Linked DNA regions of Mus musculus: region 1 is linked to region 2. A link is a loop called in an ENCODE intact Hi-C map of the cell type or tissue named here. Cell type or tissue: gastrocnemius. All regions are shown on one strand. Links, peaks and the distances in the headings refer to the core of each region. The heading gives the core; the rest is flanking DNA. Region 1 has its middle 64 kb from the start of Gm42016. Region 2 holds the start of Gm7538 (predicted gene 7538).

The links. Peaks named below come from ENCODE experiments on the same cell type or tissue, not always from the same donor. Only the 100,000 strongest peaks of a DNase experiment are listed, where the experiment ranks them.
Region 1: a loop joins it to region 2, with 1.8 times the contacts of the local background. A loop is called at or near these places in 1 of 42 quality-filtered maps.

The regions. Positions count from the first base shown.
Region 1 is chr5:119,383,623-119,396,273 of GRCm38, forward strand. No RefSeq gene overlaps it. Among named protein-coding and RNA genes, the nearest start is that of Gm42016, 64 kb to the left of the region's middle. In gastrocnemius, for the core only: no CTCF peak of the experiment used is centred there; DNase peaks (open chromatin) are centred at 3,497, 3,819, 5,469, 5,882 and 1 more place; H3K4me3 peaks cover 816 bases; H3K27ac peaks cover 2,682 bases.
Region 2 is chr5:119,194,072-119,206,722 of GRCm38, forward strand. Gm7538 (predicted gene 7538) reads right to left here and starts at 5,947. Exons shown (of 3, transcript NR_046033.1): 1 at 5,860-5,947; 2 at 4,526-4,583; 3 at 242-1,614. In gastrocnemius, for the core only: no CTCF peak of the experiment used is centred there; a DNase peak (open chromatin) is centred at 7,277.

The DNA.
Region 1 (12,651 bases), core at 1,767-9,766, 190 kb after region 2:
CAGACAGACAGACACTTCTTAAGTTCTCTTGCCCCTTGGCTGAGCTTACTTGAAAAGATGTCCCATGTTGTTGTGTAGAGTTCCATGACGACCAACAGCCGTTGATTCTACTGTTTTATCTTGCACCTATATATGTTCCTGTGTGTCTAGGTGTCCGTGTGTGCATGTAAGTGCACTGCCTTCAGAGGCCAGAAGGGGGCATCAGATTCCATAGAGGTGGGGGTTATAAGTGGTTGTGAGCCACCCAACATGTGTACTGGGAATTGAATTTGGGCCCTCTGCAAGGGCAGCACTAGTCATCTCTCTAGTCCCTGACTGTCTGTAATGTTGACGAGTTTGGTGGTCAACCCTGACTCAAGACTTACTTTGAGAGATGTCCCAAATGCACAAACCTTTTCTTTAGCCTCTGAGGTTCGGAACGCCATACACGCCAGAGCCCTAACCCACAGGAGGCATGTTCCAAACTCTAGCAAGCCCTAGGCTGGTGTTCCCCATCCTTATAGAGATGCATCTCCATCAGATGGCAGAGCTTACAAGGGACCTGTAATTCATAAGACTCTACCAAGTACTTGACTCCTCACTGGGAGTCTGGAGCACGCAAGGATGAGAGGAGGAACCTGGGTCTCCCAAGCAAGTGGCTTCACAGCCCAGAGCCAGCACTGGGCATGTGCGTTGTGAATGACCCCATTTTCTTTGCTCATAAATGTTGCAAGCTCCCTGCTCCATATAGTCCTCTTAATAAATTATACCCTGCCTCTCTTTTAAGGCCCTTTTGTAAGATAGTCTCCTGGCTGCATTAACTCGCCATTACTCTGTTACGACGTTATGACGTTGCAAGCAGAGAGCTGAAACCCTGACACCCTCAGCCTGGCAGGAGACAGAGAACAGAAAGCGCCCATTAGCATGCTGTGGCCGATGCACCATTTTTTCTTTTCCCAGAGACTATTTTCTGATGCTTTTAAAATAATGGACTCAAAAGTCTCCCTTCCATAGCAAACTCCCCGATAGCTTGCCAAGGACAGAACCCAAGGCCTGTTAAAGTGCCCTGAAAAGTGCGACTATTTCTTCAAGTTCTTGATATTCCCTAAAAGATGGTTTGGATCTCCTTAACACAGACCACTCTTTTGGTCATTGGCTGATAAGCAATTCAGGCCACTTTTAAGCCACAAGAGTTTGTTGTATGTGAACCAGTATAGGGAGTCGAAGAGACTGCAGACTAGGGAGCCCGCCAACCGACTTCTAAAGCCCAAGTGTTCGAGGCCACACCTCCAACATGCCATCTTCTTTGTGAATATGTTTGTGTGTGCATGTGTGTAAGTACCCTTGTCGCCTGGGAAAGAGAGGCTGGAGGGTGATGAGTTCAAGGCCAGCCTAATCTACACAGTGAGACCTTATCTCAAAACAAAACAAAACAAATTCTTTTCCTTTAAACTGAAACACACAGCACACCCACTGTATGCCTACATAGATATAGCACAAACCTACTGTGTGCTTGCACAGATAAAGCGCCCTTGTGCCTGGTTGCCAGTTGGTGCTGGGCAAAACTCTCTCTCACTTTCAGTCCAGCTGTAAGGCTGCCAGTCTCCGCTGCACAAGAACAAGTCCCTCGCATGGACCAGGTCCGAATGTTTACAAAGCACTCTCACACACATTAACTCGTCAGCAGAGAATCCGCTGACGGGGCCAAGATGAGAAATGGATGACCGAAGGGTAATACATCATGGACCAGAATAATCATTTAGCCGCTTGGATAGAGGCTTCCATCCAAGGTTGGATTACAGCTCTCAGCCACACGCAAGGTAGATCGATAGCAACACCATCTTCACGCAGGAAGGGATTGTAGAGATGACCGTTTTCGTCAGCCTGGACTCTGACAAAGTGCCCTGAGTAGTTGGCTCAAACAACAGATATATAACTTTAGATTGTGGCCAAGGTCAGAGAGGCGGCGCGGATGGGCTCTGGTGAGAGCCCCTTTCTGCCTGCCAGAAGGTTACTAAGGTGGTGTGGATGGGAAACATCCCTTACTGGCCTGTGCGCATGCCCACTAGGGTGGTGGCGCTGTTCTAGAAACTTGTGAGAATCTTTGGGAGGAGGAGTCTCGCTGGAGGAAATGGGTCACTGGTGGCGGCCCTGGAAGTTTTATAGCCGCTTCCCACTTCCTGTCTGCTCTCTGTTTCCTGGGTTTGGACCAAGTATGAGCAGCTGCCACGTGCCCCTGGTGAGGTGCCTTCCTCGCCTGACTCTGTCTTCTCAAACTGTGAGCTGGGATGAACCCTTTACTTGTTGGCTCTCCAGCTGCAGCAATGAGGAGAGCGGAACAGGAGAGGCATACTTGATGTGTCTCCCTTGGTGGAGAAAGGTTGGGGCCTGGCCTCTCCCTCTGACAGGGACACAAACTCCATCACAAGATCCTTCTGTAACCACCTAAGCATCATGAGGGCACAGGCCTCCTAATTCCACCCACTGGAGATCTGAGCTACCACTTCTCAGTTTGGAGGGGGACCCAGATTGGTTGTTTATATGAATGTCCTGCTCCAGTCCCGCCCCTGCTTTAGCCCTGCCCCCCCCCCCCCATCAAACGCAGCTGAGCTATTTGCGTAACCTACTCTGCCACGAGGTACTCAGTCTAGAACTCCCATCTTTGCAACCCAAAGATCAGCATTCAGAGCGTGACACTGGGTAACCTTTAAATGAGCTCCTGTTTTCTCTAGTTCTTCATCTGGTTGGCTGGCTGTAAACTGAGGTCGGATATTGCAAAACAGCATCCCCAAGCTCTTTGGGTAGGAGATAACAGAGTCCCCCCCCCCCCTTTTTTTTTTTGCCAAGCATGCAACCCCCTGAGAGCTTTGGATCATGCTGTCTTTATTCAGGGGAAATGAAGTTCCCTGGCTGCAGGCCTTGCCAGTGTCCTTTCCTATACTGACATCGCTTTTTATGTTCTAGGAAGAGGTCATGGAGGATTTTCCAAATTTATTTGACAGCATATGGAATATACATTCTGCCTGCTTTAGTGAAGCTTTAGAGTCATGGCAGAATCCAGGTAGGGAAAAAAAAATGTGAACAAGATGAATGTGGAAGCTTGCTTTGAGCTCTGACATTTACCATGTTGCCATTTTGAGTGTTTCGTGCCGGCTTTTGTCGGTATCCACCAGGAGGTGTATATTAGTTAACCCTGGGACAGCTGACACAGAATCAGAAGCTGTTCCAACAAAGGGAAAAGCCCTCGGTGGAGTGGCACTCGCCTCTGAGTTCACACCCAGGAGGCTGAGACAGGAGGGATTGTGAATTCAAGGCCAGGCTGGGCTATCCAGCGACCTTGTCAGAGCCGCCCCCCCCCCAACAATGAAAAGATCAAAAGCTGAGTAAGTGGTTTAAATCAGCAAGAACATTAAAAACCAGGATTCCACACTCATGGCGTCAGCTGGACCATGCAGCCCTGAGAGCCCCAAAGCTGAAATTGTCATGGACCTTTGTCCTAGTATCCACCGGTGGGCAACACAGCTCCCCTTGGCTCACAGCCACCCTGCCCACCCCGCCTCAGTGGTCAATGGGCCTTTTCTCTGAGATCCCTGGGATTCTCTGTAGGCTCCGCCCCATAGCATGGTCCCAGCTCCAAAAGAGGTCACATTTCAAAGTACAAGGGATAAGACTTTGTATAATGTACTCATAACTCAGTGGAGGTATGAAGACAGACATGAAATAGACTGCTTACCTTAAAAAGAAATTAGAAATTATACAACTGACAAAATGGAATGGTTTGTAATAAACTGACCAGGAAGTAACTGGATTCCTGCCTGGCTGACTGGCATGGCCACTGACGTCATCACTATTGAATTCCTGCCCCAACCCTGCCCCCGCCACCTGCCTTTCTCATTCCTCCATTTTGTCCTTACTTGTTTTCTTTGTTGTTTGGTCTTAGGGGCTGGGGGGAGGGAGGGTGCATGCACATGTTGTCTGCCTGTCTCTGTGTGTGTATGTCTGTGTGTCTGTATGTGTGTCTGTGTGCCTATGTATGTGTCTATGTATATGTGTCTGTGTCTCTGTGTGCTTCTGTGCCTTTGTGTGTCTCTGTGTGTTTCTGTGTCTCTGTGTGTGTTTATATGTGGGGTGTGTGTGTGTGTGTGTGTGTGTGTGTGTGTGTGTGTGTATCTGTCTCTGGGGTTAGGGGGAGGCTTGAACTCTTTATGGAGCCAGAAAGACCTTGAACAGTTTATCTTCCTGCATCCACCTCCTGACTCCTGAGAAGGGAATGGTTTGTGTGGTCATGGTATGGAACCCAGGTTTCATGCATGCTGAGCGATCCTCTACCCAACCCCTCTCCTCCATTTCTTGGGATTGGGTCACAGAAGCTGAGCCCACAGATGAAGGGATCAGGATTCAGCTATGTTGATGGTCAGAAGTGTTGAGTGAGCCTGGTTCACTTTGGCTGTGTTCTGAGGCTGTATCAGTCTCTGGGGTATTGATATCTCTCAACATGGTCCAACATGACATATCTTTATCTAGACCTTGTGGTGTCTCCAATAAATTGGTAGTTGCTTTTTTTTTTTTTTATTTCCCCATATCCCAACATCTCCCTCCCCGTTTCTCAGTATTGCCTAAGAAGTGGACTAGCCAGCTTCATCTGCAATGCTGTGAAATATAAGCCAGCAAGCATCAGGTACCGTGAGGGCAAGCGATAAGATCAGAATCACAGCTCTTACATGTGTGCTGTCTGTCTCTGTCTCTCTGTCTCTGCCTCTGTGTGTGTGTGTGTGTGTGTGTGTGTGTGTGTGTGTGTACGCGAGCGTACCTGTCTCTCTGTCTGTCTGTCCATCTTTCTACCCCAACCAGTTATAGAAAAGCTACCCTCCTGGAAACTCAGAGTAAGAAGGGGGAAAGAGAAAAGTAAAGAGACACAATTTACACTGCAGACATTGGGAGACCTCTTTGTGTGACCAGGTACATGTTCATATGCCCATGGAGACCAGGGGTCCATTTTGGTGTCGTGCGCCAGGAGAAGTCCACTTGTAGGTTTTGAAGCAAGGTCTCTCACTGGCCTGGAGCTCACTGGATCCTCCTGTCTCAGCCTCCTCAGCTTAGGGATTATAAGTACACACACATACCATTCTACTGGGTTTTCGTTTGAATGTTAGACAGGGTCTCTCTACATAGCTCTGGTTGGCCTGAAACTTGCTATGTGGACCAGGCTAGCCTCAAACTGACAAGAGAACTACTGACCTCTGCTTCCCAAGTACTGGGATTAAAGGCGTGTGCCACTACACCCAGCTGTTGAGCAGTGCATCTGGGGATCAAGCTCAGGGTCTTCTGCTTGCTATGCAAGTGTTTTACTGACTTGAGTCATGTCCCTGGCTGCCAATTATGGCACCTAAAGGTTTCCCTGCTGTAAGCAGGAGCCCCGACCCTTTGCTGCTCTGCTGTAAAACTCTCATACAAGAACGGGCTTAGCCCTCTCTGCACATGGCTCTGTAGCTTGTGCCAAAGTGGTGGGAGGTGGGGTGGGGGCCCGGCTGGTTCAGTCAGATGCAAACCAGTTTCCTTCCCAGGCTGAGCCCAGACTCCGAATTCTAGGAGTCTTTAAACCTCAAAAATGGATTCACTGTTTTCTAAAAAAAAAAAAAAAGAAAAGAAAAGAAAAGAAAAGAAAAGAAAAGAAAAGAAATCCCAGGGTGGCTCTGCTCCAAGCCCGCTTCGGCCCCAACCTAAAATGTGGCTTCACTTTGGAGAATTCAAATGTGGCTGACTTTTAAGAAATTTGGCTCTAGCAAGAGGAGGTATCTGGTGAATCGCTTGGAAAATGAACGATGGAGTTTCTCAGAGGCCTCCGGAACTCACCCGAGAGCCAAGGCAAAGCAGCCTAGCCGACCGGAGGCTCAGTTAGCTGTCAGGGGTGTCCGCTTGGTTCCCACTCCTGAATGTTTGCACCTTAGGGACAAGGTTGGTTTGTTTTCCAGAATGTTCAGAATGCTTCTGTCCTCCTGCCTCCTCCCCGATTGCAACCTTGAGACTCTGTGACGAGGACACAGCTGTTTATGTACTTAAGGCAACTTGAGGTTTTTAACTGTGCTTACTGGGGCTTTCTTTTTTTTTTTTTTTTCTTTTTTTTTTTCTTTCTTGAGGCCCTGTTTCTTGCTTGGCCAAATGAGGTGTGCTAACCCCTCCTCACTTCCCAATATCTCTCCAAACACGTGCCGCACACCTATGCGAGCGTCCAGAACACCAAGGAAATTAGAGAGCCGGATGAAAGGCAAGTGGGGGCGGTGGCATGAAGGTAGTCTCAAAATAAAATAAAATTAAAAATTCCGACGATGACTTTGAAAACCAGCTGCAGTTTTTCTGATCAAAAAAAAAAAAAAAAAAAAAGCGCTGTAGTCTTCTGGGGTTATTTCCAGGCCAGGCTGCCTGCCAAAGGCTGGGATGGATTCTAGGCTCCATATGGTATGGCCCACATAACGGCAGGCTTGGCACCAGTGGGCTCCTAGCTGGAACCTGCCTTTGCAAGGCCTGTCCTCCCAGGACTGGAGGTTTGCAAGGGCTGAGGTTCAATATCGTCTCAGACAAAAGACTCTCTCCTAATTCTGAAGGATGGCCTACTTCCAAGGTGGCCTGGGCCTTGGGATTTTAGGGGACCAAGATAAAAATCTTTACCATCTCACTTCCTGGAAATGTCTGGTCCGGACAAGAGGTTTAACTGAATGTTGGTCACTGTACCTTTAAGAGGAGACTCAGTACACTTAGCCTGGGCTACTAAGAATGCCTAATACCTTTTCTGCTTTAGGGCAGATGTTCAAACCTAAGTGTCTCCTCTGATAAGGATGTCCTCTCTATCTATGGGTATAGCTGAGCGCTGAGCCCCAAAAGCATCATCCGGGAGATCACTATTCAGGCTCTTCCCTGAGCATTTCCTCTCTGTGGCAAAGGCAAGGAATCCTTGCCACAGAGGGGGAAATGCCTGCCCCATTTCCTTTACACTTCTCTTTGGCATCCAATCAAGCCTATAGTGTGACCACACCAAGATATGAGGTGGTTCCCTCTACAGACCAGAGAAAGCACTTGATTTTTATGTAGGTCCCAAACTCCTCACACAACACACACACACACACACACACACACACACACACACACACACACACACACTGTACTTGTGTGTGGTGTTCAGAGCCAGGGAAGGTAAACTCTCACCCATCTGAGTGGTGTCCCCAGTCACCTGAGGTGAAGATTCTTGGTGATGTGAATATCATTATGAAGCAAAATACCCTACAGAAACAGTAAGTGGTGAAAGATTTTTGGGGATGACAGTTTCAAGGGATTTCAATCCATCATGGCTGGTAAGGATGGCAGAGGGGCTCCTTCTATGGTGGTGGTTGCTCACTTGCTGGTAGACAAGGAAACAGAAGGCAGGGCCTGAGATGGTAGCTAGGATATAACCCTCAAAGGCTCATCCTGGGGTCTTACTTCCACCGTTCAGGTATCATGTAATTAAAACCTTGAAGCCTCCCCAAATTCTGCCAATCACTGGAAAACAAGAATTCAAAACAGAAGCATGCCAGGGACACTTCAGGGTGGGGACTGTAACAGAGACAGTCCTGCTCAGAGGAATCTAGAGGCAATATTTGAGGGATGTTCTGTGCCCCAGAGCCTGAAGTTCTATCTAAGGGATATGCATGTTCCCATGTATCCTGGTGGTAGGTTAAGAAACACCACCCCACAGCTCAGGCTGTGGCAGATCTTAGACAATGGCAAGGCCCGCCTCATGAGCACAGAGCCTGGGGAGACAACGCAGAGTGGCCATCCTCTGAGCAATACATGCCTGTGCAGTTCTCCCACAGAGGATCCCTTAGAGAGAGCCCAGACTGCTTGGAAAGGGAGACAGAGCAATTCCCAGCAGTTTGGGTCCTAGCACTGTCTGAATATTTGTAATTAAGGACATTATTGTCTCAAAATGTTTGATGCCATTAATGGGATACGGACATTGAAGAGCAGAATTGAATTACCTGCAGATAATAATTTTTTTAAAAGGCTCTGCCTTGTGCTTTGAGGCTCTCGGGTATACTGTCACAACCTAGTAGAAGCAACTTTCCTATGCCTGAGTTTAAGATGTGCTAGCCTGTGCGTGGCTAGAGATCAGAAGCAAGTGGCCTCTAGTCAAGGCTTAGGGATTAGGGTACAGAGAGGATGCTGGGGTTGATGTGAAGCCATGGGCAGGTGAAGAGAGAAGGAGAATCCAAGAGACAGAAGACAGGATGGCCACTGTGGTTTGAGTATTGATCAACAACTCCAACTGCAGTTGAATTGTGATGATGAAGAAGCAAGATGCTGGGTGGGGAGATGGCTTGCATGAAGCTTTTGATGGGCATCTTGCTAGTACACACACTGAGGTCAATTCTTAGAAACCATGGCTTTTTAGTTGTTTTGTTTTGGTTTGATTTGGTTTTATTAAGCTGAGCATAGTGGCACATGCTTGTAACCCCAGTCCTGGGGACACAGAGACAGGAGGGTCCCTAAGGCTCCCTGGCCAGCTTACCTAGGCTTCTAGGCCAATTCAGAGCCAATGAGACACCCTGCTTTATAAGAAAGGCAAACCAGGCCTGAGGGATAATGCCCAAGGTTATCTTCTAACATACATGCACACACATACAAACACACATGTGCATAGGCACATCCATATGCACACACATGCATATACACATATAAACACACATACACAGACAAACAGTTGTACACACATGACACACTGGGCATACATGTGCACACGTGCACACACACACATGCACAAATACAGGCACACCCATGGACACACCCGTGCACACATGTGCACATACACACACATGCACAGACACCCATGAACACACCTGTGCACACATGTGTACATATGCATGCACACATATATACACAGAGACCCTTTAGAGATGGCTAGGTCCTGAGGACTGAGCCCTCCTGGATGCATTAGGTCTTTGTGAGCATGGGTTAGCGAGGGCGAGCTCTCTCCTTTTCCTCTCCCTGTTTCTCTTCCTCATTCTTGCTTTCATGGTCGTTCAGGGTAAGGGCAACTCCATATTTTAACACTGCAAGAAGACACTCAATGGTTACAGCCTTTGGTTTGGTATTTCCCGGGCTCTAGAGCCATGAGACAGATAGGCTTCTATTGTTTTTAATTTACTTAGTGTGGGGTATCTTGTGATAGCTGTGGGAGGAGGTAGAAAGAAGTGCAGTGGAGACTGATTCTCCATGATGTGGAGTCAGTGAGATGTCAGGAGCCTTGCTTTTGACATTAATTCATCACCTACTGTATACCTGGCCCAGGGCAGCATCATCTGAAAGATATCAGGCTGTGGTTATACAGGAACGGGGGAAGTCTTGGTTAGGACTTCAAGAGACCCTGGGGGCTTCTTGGGTCATGAAAAGGACAGTTGTGATATTTAAGGTCACTTTAAATTCCTGAAGTATAACAAGCATGCACAACTGGAAAGCTCATATTTCCATGTTTTATGCAGGGCACAGCCCTGGGCCCCTGGGGGTGTGGGCGGGAGGGGGTGGCTACTTAAACTGAGCCGGTCTCTGGGAGCAGCCCCTGACTCCTACACTCACTTGGGCCACCTGTCGAAAGCAAGACCATACTCCTTCTCCTACACCACCATCTTCACATATGGATCCTCTGGTTGTCTTCCAGGACCCGCCTGCCTCTGGGACTCCTGGGGCATCTCACAGAGGTAGCCAGCTCACAGAGAGCAACCTGGTTTCAGACCCTCATTTTCTGTTCTGCTCAACACGAACTGTTAGCAAAATGATAGTCTCTGATATCTCCCTTGGGGACACCATCATGTAGTCCAGAGGTGGAGATGGGTGGCAGGGCAGCAAAGCATAGCCCAGGCTACCTAGAAGGCATTCGGTCTTTGCTTACTAATGAAACAGGGGTGATGGACCACTTTGCTACAATAGTATCAACTCTGGACATGGAGATACAAGGAAAATAATAACAAAGTTATCTTTGATTAAAAAATAACTTGGGACTGGGGGGATGGGCTCTAGCCTGGGGACTTGAGTTTAATTCCCAGCCCTCCTGTGAAATGGTGGGGCTGGTGCTGTGTTCCTGTAACTCCAATTCTGGGGATATGGAGTCAGGAACATCCCTAAGGGGCTGGCCAGCCAGGCTAGCAGAATTTGGTGAGCTCCAAGTTGACTAGGAGACCCAGCCTCATAATACAAAGTGGACAGGGATTGAGAAAGATGCCTGGTTTTGATCTCTGGCCCTATATTATGCCCAGGAATGTACATGAACCCAGACATACACATGCCTTCATATGGGGAAGCACACACACACACACACACACACACACACACACACACACACACTAGCTTTCATGAGTAAGACAATGCCTCGAAGTCATTTTTAAACTTTTTCTTTCTATTTTGGAGTTCTTCTGACCAGTCCAGGATTATGGGATATGGATGAGGCATAGACTTCAGGCTCGGGGAAAAGTTTTATCATCTGTGAGATCAGAGAGTTGACTTGGGTTGTTTCTGACATTTGCTGTCATGAGGGTAGGAAGAATCCCAAAGCTGTCTCAGGGAAAGACGTGAATTCTTGCACCACAGGGACATTGCGAAGGATCCAGCCTGGGACACAGCTATCGGTCACCATTGTTGCCAGCTGTGGCCAATGCTTAAGAAAGCCTTAAAGACTGTAGATATTTTAATTAGCATGTGTTAATTATACAAAGTAACAGGTTTCATTATGACATTCTTGAATGTGTATATAATATACTTTGATCAGTCAACCCCTACTTACCCCCACTTTAGTTAATCCCTTTCAGCTTCCCGAATAGCCCTTGTTCTGTGTCTGTGTGAGTGTGTGTGTGTTTGTGTGCGTATACTTTTTTTTTTAAGATTTATATTTTTAACTTAGGTCTCCATGCATATGTCCACACAATCCAGAAGAGGACAATGGATCTCTTAGAACTGAAGTTACAGGTGATTGTAGGCTCCCATGTGACTGCTAGGAACTACATTCTGGTCCCTTATAAGAACAAGTGCTCTCAAACACTGAACCATGTCTCCTTATTCTGTATTTCTAAAAACAAACAAACAAACAAACAAAACTACATTCCACATGAGAGAAAATGTGCACTGTTTGGCTAAGTCTGGCTTATTTCATTTAACATGATCTTGAGGTTCACCTATTTTTTTTTCAAACGATAGAATTTTAGTCCTCTTTAGGTAACAGCCATATTTGTAACCCCTACTCCCAACAATAGAAGATCCTATATCCTTCTCCCTTGGATCTGGGTGAACTCTTATCTTCTTTAGTCAAAATCATGTGATGGGAGCAAGCAATGTTGGATCCATGTGACCAAGGCTTGTCACAAAGGACCAGGCAGGTTTTGCTTTGCTTGTGAGAACATCAGAGCCTTGAATCTTGAATGGAATTATGGCTACTGTGAGACCACCATATTCTTAGGAAGCCCAAGCCACCAGGAGTGTCTGTGTGTACTCTCTGGGAAACATCTCCCAGCTTGGCCCAGGCACCATTACAAGAGCGTAAGACCTTCCACCTTCTTAAGAGTCTTAACAACCTGGAATCTGGCCACTGGGAAACAAAGACAAGACCACTCTGCTCTCTGAATCGAGAACCCTCATCCACAGACTCCAGAACCATGTCAAAATGGCTGCTGTCTTAGGGTTTCACTCTGAATGGTCCCCAATTGGCTCTTGTTTGGGATGCTTGTTTCCCAACTGGTGGTGTTATTTTTGGAGCTGAGGGGTGGAACCTCAAGGAGGTGTGGCTTGGCTAGTAAAAGTAGACGTTAAGGGGGTGGGCCTTTGAAGCTTCTAGCCCCACCCCCTCTCCTCTTCCTGGTCCACAGCGATATGAAGAAACTTTTTACACAATCCCCGCAGCATAAGCTGAGCTTCTCATCCAGGATGGACTGAAATCTCATGAAACCACCAGCTAAAATAAATCTTCCCTGAAGTCCCTTTCTGTTAGAATTGCTTTCACAGTAATACCAAAGTAACCCACACAGGGAACTAGGTTTGGGGCGATTTAATCCAGAACAGTGGATTAGTGGCATAGGAGTCTTCGACATTATCAAGGGTTTTCAGTGAACACGATTTGATAAGACTCTCCAGTGCCTTCTCCTGACCTCTGCAGGCACTGGACATTCACATCATGAACATACACACATGCAGGAAAAACACCCATTCATATAAAAAAATAAGTAAAATCTAAAAGTCAAGATCTATTTGTGGAGGTTAAGTTCTCATAGATGGTATAGGCTGAATGTTTGTGTCTCCTTAAAATTCAAAGGTTCAAATTTAATCAACAGGTGATGATTTTTTTAATAGTGGATATAACCACCTATTTATCCTTTTATCCATAAGGGGTAGAGCTTTCAACCCATGGGGGGTTGAGCCAGCATCCCCAGAAAGAGGGTTGACTCCAAGGAACCTGACTCTATCAAGGAAAAGACAGGACTAAGTAGAGGCTCTCCTCTGATTAATGCCTTGAGGGTAGAGACTTTGTGAAGGGGATGAATGACTTCTTCAAGCTCCAGAAGTCTCCTTTAACCATATGAAGCTTGGAAATAGTATGGTTTAGTATTTCTGAGTATACAACCTGGGATATTGTGTCAATTGATGAAGGCACAGAGAAGG
Region 2 (12,651 bases), core at 2,766-10,765:
AGTTCTCACGCTTTGTTTCTGAAACTCTCAACCAATGAGGGTCTGGAAGAATCCTGGAGCTTCTTTGTATCATTCCTACCCCTCCTCTGTAAGGAACCGAGACACCCAGTGCTCTGACAAAAACAGCAGCGGAGGTGTGCTACTCAGTACTTCCAGAAGTTTCCCGAAGCAACAGGTCAAAGGTCACTTTGGTTTTGTTGACTTTGTCAGGCCCATTATCAGAAACGCAAGCACCCTTTTGTGTAAGACAGTCCAGCCATTTATTCAGCACTCCACTAAGAACTTAAAACACATTATTAATCCCTTGATGGTTAATCTTAACTGTCAGGTTTATGGATTTAGACTCACTTAAGGGACGCACCCCTGGGTAAGTCTTTGAAGGAATTCCCAGAGAGGTTTAAGTGAGGTGGGAAGACCCACCCTCTGGGCCGCGTGCAGCGCCATTCCCTGGGACAGGATCCTGGACTGAATCAAAAGGGGAAAACCAGCATCTCGTCTCTTTCCACTTTGCGGCCATGGTGCCATGTGGCTAGTTACATCACACTCTTGCTATCTCAAATGTAATGGAACTGTCCCCTCAGACCCCCCCCCCCAAGTAAACTTTCCCTTCCTTTCATCAGATATTCAGTCCCCATCACGAGAACAGCAGCTGATGCAAACCTACCTACAAATCATATGGGAAGATGGTTACATTCATTTTGTAAGTAAGAAAGCTGACAGCGAGGACAGGAGCTGTGAGAGGCTACACAGCCAGCGAGCGCCAGAGCTGGGCACCTGGTCCTGGCTCGTTTGATTTCATCCGACCTCTTGACAAGGAAACAGTAAACTGCTCAGGGGTTGGCAGATCTATGACTACGATGAAGAGTTACCATTCACATGGCAGTTTTAAGGCAGTGGTTCTCAACCTGGGGGGGGGGTCACGACTCTTTGGGGGATCAAGTGGCCCTTTTGCATGGGGGGGTTAGCATATCAGATATCCTGCATATCAGATATTTACATAAGGACTCATAAGAGTATCAAAGTTGCAGTTATGAAGTAGCAACGAAATAATTTTATGGTTGGGGGATCACCACAAAATGGGGAACTGTACTAAAGGGACCCAGAATTTGCAGGTTTGGGAACCACTGGCTTCAGGCAACTGAAAGTCACTTGCCCATAGTACTGAAAGCCAGAAGCAAGAACTCATTATCACTGATGTGGAAGCCAATGTCCAGCAGGGCTGCACATCCTGTGGGAGACCTGGAGTGGGTGGGGACTCGCCCTCCTCTTTCCAGCCTCAAGGGTCAGAGGCATCTTTGGGGTGTGGCTGCATCTCTGATCCCAACATCCACTGGAAGACCCCATGTACTGTGTGACACCTCTCCCCCCAGCCTCTCAAACTTCCTTTCGTATTTGTCTTATAAAGATGCTCGACTGGGCTGGGAATCTCACTTAGTCAGCAAAGAGTTTGTTTCCCAAGCACTCGGACCAGAGTTTGGTGCCACAGAACCTCCATAAGATGGTGCCTGGTGTGGAGGTGAACACGTGTCATCACAGTGCTAAGGAGATGAGCATCCATGCCTGTCACTGCCCGGCCACACAAGTCAAATCGTAGAGCTTCATGGTGTGCAAGATCTGTCGTAAAGAGCAAAGTAGGGAGTCTCCTGAGAATGAGACCAGAGGTTAACATCTGTCCTCCTCCGTAAACACACACATCCATAATCACGTGTGTGCCCACACAAGCAGGTGTACACATACCCCCCAGACACTTGTCATTGAGTTCATCATACCTACAAGGTTAGTTTAATCTCAATATTCCTATTTATCTCTGCAAGGATGCTTCTTTTAAATGTCTTGTAGATTCTGGGGGAACATTGTCATATGTAAGGACATCAACATTGAGTCAGCTGTGTGGTGTCGATCAACTGTGAAGTAGACCCAGATTTAAGGCCAGTCTCACATGATTTGACTAGCGTGGCCGGACTGTGACAACTGAGGACAAGCAAGACCCACTCAGTGGAAGGGATTGTGACTGGCAGGTTAGCAGGAAGTAGCTGGTACCTCATTCCTATAATGAAATGGCTAGAAGGAGATCTGACTTCAGGCACGCCCCGCACTGTGTCATCTTTTGGACCAGCTTTCTCTGTAAACTCCCAGTTGAACCTGTAGGAGACTTCCTTTGCCATCTAGGAGGAAAGCACTTGGGAAAGGCTTCTCAGGCCTACCCACTTCTGACTCAGCACTAGGTACTCTTGCTCGGGAAGCTGCTCATGTCCTGACTCAGCAGGCAGAGCTCTTATACTTTTGGGTTGGGAGATGGTCTTGGATTTGGTGTTATCTCCAGTCTCTCCACAGAGTACTTGGGAAGTAGATGGCAGATCTGCCTACCCTAGTTGGGAGGATGGGATTTAAATGGAGAGATGAACCAGGGGGTGAATTAACTTTGCCTGGTCTCTTCCGATCTTCCACACATGCTCCTACTTGGTCCAAGCAGGAACCCTTGTTTGGGAAGGGAGGAGGCTGATGAGTGACATTTTCCTTTTTCCCTTCTTTCCCTCTCAGAGGCCCCTAGGTGGATGGTCTCTGGCCAAGGCTGGAGGGTCTGAAATACCACAAGAAAGTAGACCTTTGAAGTCCCCTCTGCTCAGCCAGGAAGCAGTGGTGTTGCCCCAAGGCTCACCCAGGAATGAAATCTTCAGGAACTTTAGGCTGAGGACTTAGGAGGCCCCCAGAGACTTGAAGTTGGAACCTTAATGTTGGTTTTAGGGGAAAAAAATATCTGAACATCTGGATGGGGCTGTGGGAGGAGGCTACAGGATCCTGTAGATGACTGTGTCTTTCCCAGTATAGGAAGCCACAGGGTGAAGATTGAAACTACTGGGCCAACACTATAATTGAGAGAAACTCAGGAGCAAGATGATGCTAAATCGCCCTTCTAGAATCCCCGTGGAAGCCCTCACTCTCCGACACGGAGATTTAGCTCACAGCCTATTAATCTGTTGTGACTGTGATTCCATATGAGGTCATGTAACACAGTATGGGGGTTGGGAGAAATGAGGCAATAATGAAAGGATTCTCAGTGCCTGATGATCAGAAAGAAATTAATTCAGAATCAAACTTGTAAGGCGATTTAGGGTGTTTGGGGATAGCCCTAGCCCGTGTTGCATCATGGGATTGCACTGGCTCTGACCACATAAGCCTACAAGCTTTGTCCTGTGCTGGTTGTCACAGCACACGATGCCAGCAGACACTCCCTGGAACACCTCAGCTCAGATTCCAGACTAAAGCGGAATACAGACTGAAGTGTTCCAACCGTGCCCACAAAGCTTTCTGCTCTTACAAGCACACAACGGCTGAATCACAGAAAACAAAGACTTCTAAGGTTTCTCCGCATTGATTCCTTATTAAGTATGTTTTTGGATTGAACCGGATTAGAATCTTTGATGTTGTGGTTGCTGACTTGAGTTTCCTAGAGGGGAAAAAATTTATTCACTGAATTTTGCCTTGAGATTAGTACAGAATTTCCAAAAATTTCTGAAGTGACTTTAAACATATACCTGCCCTCTCCCTCTGTGGTTTTTATTCTGAGTAGCATTTTAGCATTAAGAATTCTAAAATCCAAATATCAATCAACTCTGAAAGTCTTCAAACATTCAGCTGAGATCTAATTATGTAAAATAAACAAATATATTCATCTCATTAGTATGTAAATTTGTCTTCATCTTTAATAAATAAAGTGATATGCATAACAAAAACTTGCTTTAAAAAAAAGTTCTTTCTGATTTTTTTCCCTGCATAGTCGGTCAGTATGGCTACACTTGTAGGGTCATATGAAAACTTCTCAGGCAAAAAGATGTCTTAGGTGTATAAAATGTGTAAAAAGCCTTGACTTAGACAATGTTATTTGGCCAAGTGAATGATGGGTCTGGTGATACGGTGGTGGTTTTGCTGGTCAATTTTGCCAGGTGCTTATTGAACCAGCAACCCAGCAACAGCTGTGAACCTTCTAGGAACAGACTCTCAGGCTTCCCTCACCTGCTACATCAGTGTGTATCACTCGAGATCCCAGGCACTCAGCATGCACATTAAGTTGAAGAGTACCATTGGATAAGCTCAGTGCTAAGTGTCTATACTGTGCCCAGGGCAGACATCAATAATCAATTTCAGATTTGTTTTCTTCCTTTCTTTTCTCCTCCTCCTCCTCCTCCTCCTCCTCCTCCTCCTCCTCCTCCTCCTCCTCATTCTTCTTTTGCTCAGAATCTCTCTGTGCCATGCATGGCTCCAGTTAGCACCTGTCAGGCAATGGGAGCAATGGGTATTGGCTCCAAATTAAACCTATCTTGCACACTGATGTCAACATTTATTTTCTCCAATATTCTCTAGCACAAAGAACAGTGATTGGTGTGTCTCAGGTTTCTGGGAATGAGCTGTAGAGTGGATGTATTTTCCCTCTCCTCAGATCTTTTCACTGATAGCATTCACTCTATCTTTGGCCCATGCTCCCAGAAAATCAGAGTTTTCTCCAGGCCCTGGTACCCAGGCTTACCTGTTGTAGGTGTTGGTATTTATGGTGGGCCGTTGCCTCTTGCAGAGCTGAAATGAATCTGGAAAGATACTGATAATCATATGAAGAGCCCACCGTATCAGGTATCATACAGGTATCAGACAGGGCAAGCTTTGTCTGGGATGCAGCCCCTGTGTTCAGCACTAAGAATGACCACCACATAAACTGGGTTACATGCAGTAGTGGGGGGTGGGGGTGGGGACGGACAGGGAAGAGCATAGGGCTACTGAGACATAACAGTAATGATTATAAATAGCATCCTTTTGATGTCCCATCCAAGGCCAGGTGGGAAATCCTTCCTCCCTTGCTTCCCCCACCTAATCACCTTCCCCTCATTTTTCAATCAAGAGTCCCAAGTCGGGCCCGTCCTTCACATTTGTTTCCTATTAGAATACCTTCAGCGACTTCGGTGTGTTATGTTAGATAATTGCTTTAATAACAAACCGAGGAAAGACTTTTGAACACTTTAGGAAGTCATTTTTTTTTCTCCCACGAGAATCTAACAGATGCTGACAGAGGACTTGGGAACAGGGGAAGAGAAAGAATTCAGGGTGTGTGTGTGTGTGTGTGTGTGTGTGTGTAAGAGTGTGTGTGTGTGTGTGTGTGTGTGTGTGTGTGTGTGTGTGTGTATGTGGAGTCTATCAGCAGGAAGTGTGTGCAGGCAGAAGCAAGGGATATTTTTCCCACTGTGAGAAGACTCAGCAAGGCCTTGATGCTCATGAATGGAATGGAGGGGGGATGCATTTGGCCAGCAGGGCAGGTGAAGAGAGCACAGCATGCCCGTTGCATCTTTTCGCGGGATGAACTTGGAGAGTGATGCAGAGATATATGTATCAGTTTGCATGGATGGGCTGGAGAGAAAAGCATTTGTGTGGCTCAGTCTTGGTAGAGCTTTCTCGCTGTGCCGAAAAGGATTGAGGAATTTTCTACGTGCAATTCGTTATTTTTAAAGTGAGATGATCAAGCCCACCAGAAGAACAACTTTTATTTTGCGCGCTATGTCAGGTTAAACATAAACCAGCTCTGGCTAACGGTCTTGGGGTGCTCTCTTCTCTGCTGATCATCCAAACATGTCAACTCTGCAGCAAGCCTACAGGGGAAGAATAAATTTTATTGACCTGTTGCGGCTGAGGCAGCTAAGGCACAGAGTGTTTGTCGTTAAGAACACACAGTGAACAGACCAGTCATGCGATGGAACTGTAACACCTGAACCTGTTTAGCCCATCCTCACAGGCTTCCTGAGGATGAGTGTAGAAACCCTAATGTCAGGCTGTGAAATGAGATGACCCCCCACCCCCACCCCCAACCCAACATACACACTGCCAAAGGCTTCCAGGTTGAAGGCTTGCTCCCCAGATGCAGTGCCACTGAACGGTGAGAGCAGGCAGAGGGATGTGCCTGCATGAGTGGGCGGATCCACTGACAGGTTCATAACACGCAGGCGCTGAGAGGTGATGGGTCACTGGAGGCGTGGCCCCAGAAAGAGAGATCTTGTCTCGACTCCTCCCTAATCCCTGCTTGCTCTTCGCTGTGGGGGAAGCTCCCTGGCTTCTCCTCACCATGGCCCAGAAAGAGCAGACTGAGCTACCCACACAGCGAACCTTCTGAAACCACAAGCCAAAAGGGACCCCTTCCTCTTTGTGTGTTGTATATTCCTCTCAGGTATCTGTCCCGACAAGGACTAAACCTCTGGAGTGCTGATCACAAACACAGAATCACGAGCAGATCAAAGCCCTCACGTGATTCGTAAGCCCCATGGCAGGAGAGAGGCTGCCATTGAGCAGTATGCCATTATGTCCAAGAAGAAGCAATGAGGAGCCGGGTCCAGTTCACACACTGTGGCACAGACAGAGGAAGCCCAGCTATTGATCAGCTGATATTACACACAGCGTGATGTCAAGATAATATGACCAACCCCTTCGGAAAGACCGCTACTTGAGTCATGCTCTGCCCTGCCTGGTCCACAGGATGCAGTGGCTAGAGAAGGCACTTGGTTTTGTGACCACAGATGTGCTTCAGATGGACTGGCACACTGAAGAGCTTTGATTGACAGCTGATGGGAACCAGAAGTGGTTGGATATGGGGTCGCCTCTGGGCTCATACGGAGGTGCAACAGGGATCTGTTAGCACTGGCACTAGGGCAGGCATGGAGTGGGGATTCGCAGATCAGGCATAGCTCATGGGGAATCCCATCGAACCATCCATTCATTCATTAAACAAGCACCCACTATGTGCCAGCAAACCTACTACGCGTCAGGCCCCTTAGCAAAGCTCTGGAGGTATGGTAACAGACAGCTGGGCATGGTGCCACATAACTGTAATCCTGACACTCAGGAGGCTGAGGCAGGAGGATTGCACAGTTGGGACTAGCCTGGGCTACATAGAGAGACCATATTCTCAAGGAAATCCAAAGAAGGAAAAAGAGGAAGGGGAGGGAAAAGAAAGGAAGGGGAGGGGAGGGACCAACAGACACTGTCCCCACATTGATGAACTGAGGAGCCCTGATTTGATATTTCATAGACATGGGGAATCACACAGAGCTCATCCCAGACCCAACCACAGGAAGTCATGACCTCAGTACCTTCCCCAGAGAAAGAGCACTCAGAGTCTCTGGTGGCAAAGGTCATGAACTCTGATACCCTTTTCTCCCATCTACCAAGGCAGCTGACCTACATGCTGACCTCACAGCCTCTGTGGGCAGATCACTGTTCCAACTGCCATTCACCTGTCACACTGCCAAGGTGCTGAGGGAGCCAGCCTGCCTTGCATTGGAAGGAGCTCGTGCGTATGTGTGAAGGGGCAGGACACCCCCGCTCCCCGGAAACTAGTATGATCATAACAACCTGTAATATTTGTTCAATTCTCAAGTCATTTCAAAGCAAGTGGCCGCCCCATAATTATCTCACACGCCTCTGGGGCAGATAAAGCAGGGCCATTATCTCAATTTTATAGCTCTTAAGGTGCAAAGGGGTCCAGGGACGCCCTGGGCCACAACGGAAAGCTGAGACAATGCTGCACTTGAAAGGGCTTGGAAAAATGAATGGAGGAGAGCCGATGAAATAGCAGCACTGTGTGTGTGTGTGTGTGTGTGTGTGTGTGTGTGTGTGCATGTGCATGACTGTGCATGTGTGTGAGTGTGTATGCATGACTGTGTGACTGTGTGATTGTATATGTGTGCATGAGTGTGCATGTGTATGAGCATGTGATTGTATGTATGAGTATATGAGTGTGCATATGTGTGTGCTGTGTGTATGTGTGCATGAGTGTGCATGTGAGTGTGTGATTGTGTATGTGTGCATGAATGTACATGATATGAGTGTATGGTTGTGTATATGTGTATGAATGTATGTGGGTGTGTAATTGTGTGTGTGCTTCAGTGTGAATATGTGATAGTATCTGTGTGCATATGTATATGTACATGTGTGAGTGCAAGTGTATTTATAAGTGTGTGTGTGTGTGTGTGTGTGTGTGTGTGCTAGTGCATGTGTGTATGTATGTGTTTTCCTGCCCAGCTCCTTCTGGAATGTTCAAGGCCTTGGAGAACCTTTCTCCCTTCCCACAGCACCCCTCCTCTCCTGCTCTTTCTGCCTCTCTCCCTCCCTTCGTGTATCTGTCTCTTTCTCCTGGTGACCCAAAGGTCTCTTCCTCCACACCTTACTCCTGCCCTGCTCCGTAGTGACCTTCCCTCCTCACATGCAGGGAACAGGGGGTGAGGTGTACATGAGGCAGGGAACTGAGCAGGCAAGCTGGGAACTGAGGAGAGAAGCAGAACTGGGCTGCTGCCTGTGGGAACGCTGAGACGGGGATCCCGGAAATGTGTGGTGGTGATGAGTGTGGGGTGTCTCAGCCCCCTTGGTCCCTCAGTTTCCCAGCTCAGCTCAGAGCACAAAGTATTCTGTACTCAGGTTTAGACAGATCTTGTCCCCTCCGCCCTGTGCCCTACAAAGAGTCTGTGGTCAGGACTCAAAGACTGCAGGATGTGGGAACCAGTTAAAGAAACCAGTTATGGTCACCCCCAGACCTGGATCCCATAGCCATGGTGGGTGGGAGTGGGCAGCTTCCTGAGAGCAAAGGAAAATCATCACCATGTGTGTTCGTGTGTGTGTGTGTGTGTGTGTGAACGTGTATGTGCACACATGTGTATGTGTGTGTGTATGTGTGTGCATGTGTGAGTGCATGTGTGTGCATATGCATGTGTGTGCTGTGCATGCATGTGCACATGTGTGTGCATGCATATGCACATGTGTGTGTGCATGCATGTGCGCATTGTGTGCATGCATTTGTGCATGTGTGTGCATATGCATGTGTGTGTATGTGTCCATCCTAGTCTCCTCTTGTGAAGTTAGGGCCTGTTTTATATCATGCATTATAATCCTCAGCTCCACCCATCATGCTGTATTCCTAAATTGTCATGATTTCATTCTTTATGACTGTTCACATTTTATTGCATGTAGATACCACCTTTTGGTTATACTTCCACCTGTAAATGGGCACTTAGGCTGACTCAGTAATTTGGCCATTGTAAATCACTCTGCAAAACCCTGGATGGGCAGGCCTGTCTGTGCTGTGCTGACATGATAGTCCTGGGCACACATGGTCAGGGGTGGCACAGCTGGGTCATGTGGATAGTCTAGTTTTTAGTATGAGAGACCTCCATTAGCAGCTGCCCTGGTTTGTGTTTGTAGCAGCATCTTTTCCCACAGCCTCTCCAGCATCCTGAAGCTAAGACTAAGACTTGGACATGCTTTTAGAAACCATAAGATGAAAGTAGACACAGACATGTCTCTAATCCCAGCACTTGGGAAGTAGTAGCAGGTAGGTTTAAGGATGGCTAGGTCCACACAGTGAATTCCAGGCCAGCCAGGACTACATACTGAGTGTGTGTGTGTGTGTGTGTGTGTGTGTGTGTGTGTATGTGTGTGTGTGTGTGTGTGTGTGTGTGTGTGTGTGTATGTGTGTGTGTGTGTGTATGTGCAAAGTGATACAGATGTACATGTATGGTCCCAGCTCACCTGAGATGAAGGAGAAGGCCAGAGGGCAGGGTGTGAACATCCATGCTCAGTTGCTGGGATGTCACTGAGGTTGTGTGTGCCATCTTGCCCTCCCTGGTCTATGTCCTATCAGCCAGTAGAAGGTGGGGAAGCAGGCCAGCATCCACATGCCAAAGCATGGCATTCTCTAACTTGAAGTTCTTGCAAAGTGGAGAGACAAAAACAAGGTCTATGGAGGGATCTGGTCCAGGTGGTCCTGGGCAAACAGGAGCCACAGTGTTCACTGGCTGTCTGTGGTGTGTTAGGTGTTACAGAAATTTTCTGGGAGTTGAACACACAAGAGAAACACAGGGAGTAATTACAATGGGCCAGGGTCCATCACTGCAACAGAACTCTTGAGTCTGTGCTGATTATAAATGGAGAGAGGAGTCTGGGGAGGCTCTTGGTTCCGGTGACTGAGGAGACCAAGAGCTGTGTCTCTTCTGCTCCTATAAGGACTCCGTGCTGCACAGTACCTAAGAGAAAGCAGGTGTGAACCTCTGAGGTAGCTACCCTCCCCAGGAGAAAGATATCGATCCATTCAGGAGATGAATGGCTGAGACACCTCCCAGAGCCACAATCAGCACAGATCTGAGCACCAGAGACATAGAAAGCCCTGTCCCAGAAACAGGCACGTTCTAATGACATGCATGAAGTTTCTGACACAAGCCTGGTCGGCGTCCTAGTTTGCATGTGAGAAACAGACTCGCAAGTTTGGAAAGGTCCAGGTCACTTACTCCAGGTCGTATGGTTGATGAGAGACAAACAGGAATCTGTTTTGGTCTATTGTATTCGTGTGTGTGTGTGTGTGTGTGTGTGTGTGTGTGTGCGTGTATACATGATTTTACCACATAGTCCTGGCTAGCCTCAAGTTTGCAATCCCCCTGCTTCAGCCTCCCTGATGGCTGAAACATCTTGGTTAGTTTGTACTCCTCAATACTCCTGCAGTTTGGATCTCTCTCACCTTGGGGTGGATGGGTAAAGGACTCCAAAGCCCCGGGGATAGGAATGGAAGTCTCAAAGCCAAGAGCCTTTTTCAGGAGGGTCTGCTTGGGGGTGGGGTGGGGGCGGCGTACACAAACACAGGAGGACATGACCAGTAAGGGATAAGGATGTTCTCAGAAAACACTCCAGCCCACCTCCTCTGTTTCCCACTGGGAGTGCTGGAGGCAAAAAAGTAAATAAATAAAAAAAGACAATGCAAACTGAGATGACCCAGGACTGAACTAGCCTGGCAAGGAGCAATGCAAGAAAGAAGCCACAGCCAAGAGCTGAAGCCATGCCAGCAAGCAAGGGTATTTCCTGGGCCTGGGCCAGGATGGCACTAACTTTGAGAGTTTTGAAAACAGTCTAGAAGAGGAAGGATCAGAGGAGAAGGTAGGCATCTGTTCCTGGAGCTCTCAGGAGCCCAGCTATTCTTAGCTGTGTCTGAGGGCTGAGGGAAGCACTCTGGCTGAATTATAGACACGGCGGACCTTTATTAACTCCCTCCGGTGGCAGCCAGGCAGCCAAGAAGAGTCCACGAGATGTTATCTGGAAGGGGCATGGCTCTGTAGAAATATTTTAGAAGTTAGGACCCAACACAGAGTTTGAGCTTTTATAACTTTGATAGATGTGTGTGTGTGTGTGTGTGTGTGTGTGTGTGTGTGTGTGTGTGTGTGTGTGTTTAGGGAGTGGCTGTGGCTGTTTAGATCCCATCCCTGGGTGTTGGCTAATCATACAACTTTTGTGCTGAACTGCTAAGAGTCCATGCTGGCCGCCGTGTGAGTCCCAGGGATGAAGGAAAAGTCAGGTAATCTGCTTCCAAGGAAAGGTTGTGGCTTTGCTTCCTCAGGGCATGTTCAGACTAGAGTCTTCAAGTCAAGGTCTAACTGGACCAGCAGATGTGACTCTCAACATCTGTCATCAATGGATGAACATCCAAGAGGACCAGTTCAAGTGTAGACGTCGCCAGGCAACATGAACAAGAGTGACCCTGCCAGGGGTCACCCCGGGAAGCAGTGAGTTGATTGGGCTTCCTTCCAGAGGGTTAGTGAGGAGTGGCCAGCCACACTGGGAACTCTCCACCCAGAATGGAGAATGGTTCTCCCACTGCAGTGTAGATGAGGCCCCCCCTCCACCAGTTACCCATTTTGACTTATACACAGAAGCACCTCCCAAAAGTCCAACATGTGCTAAGTTAGGGTGGAATTGCTACAGAGGGAGGGGGCTCTGAATCTCAGGCCAATCACTGGTCCCTCCCCACCCCTGCATCTATGAAGGGATATCAGTAGTCGACAATCCTGATGGAGAAGGCCTCTTGCAAACAAGCACAACTGATTTAGGGGGAATGGTGGCTGGTTTGCTCGGAAGTCCCTATTCCACAACAGAAGGTATCTCAACTATGTCTCCAGAAGACTTCTAGGGCACACAGATCCATTAATGGGGTTTCAGAGTCCTGACAGTCATTTCAGACATATAGCTTCTTGTTCTGTCTGGCTAGGAAGACGGGTTTGGACCAGTTAGAAGGAAACACATTTAGGCACAAGCAGACGAGCAGCCAGACACTGTGCCTAACACGGGATTTTTTTTTCAATTTTAACTTCCTTATCATAAATTGATAGGTGGTATCATACGCACTTAGAGCATGCCACATGGGGTTTTGTATATGCAATGGTTCAGGCTTGTTCAACCTGCAGGCCACATGGGGATGTATGCAGCAGAAGCCAGGTATGGTATGAACCAACATCAATGTATAAATTTAGTTCTCACATTAGGAGACCTGTTTTGAAACATGAAGGGAAGTCCCTGAGTGCTCAGGTGGATGGTGTCATGCACTTATAGAGGAAAACAGAGATGAAGAAGATGAAGAAGAAGACGGTAGAGATGATGATGATGATGAAGAAGAAGATGATGAAGAAGTTGATGATGAAGATGATGACAGAATCTGATGCTCAGATTACTATCTCTGGACAGAGGATATGAGAGGGGGCCTCATCAGTATCAGTGAAGGGCACATAGCAAGGTCCAAAGGTTAAGTCCTGTCTGGGCTGCCATGGTGGTGTCCATCTGTAATCTCAGCACTTGGGAGGTAGAGGC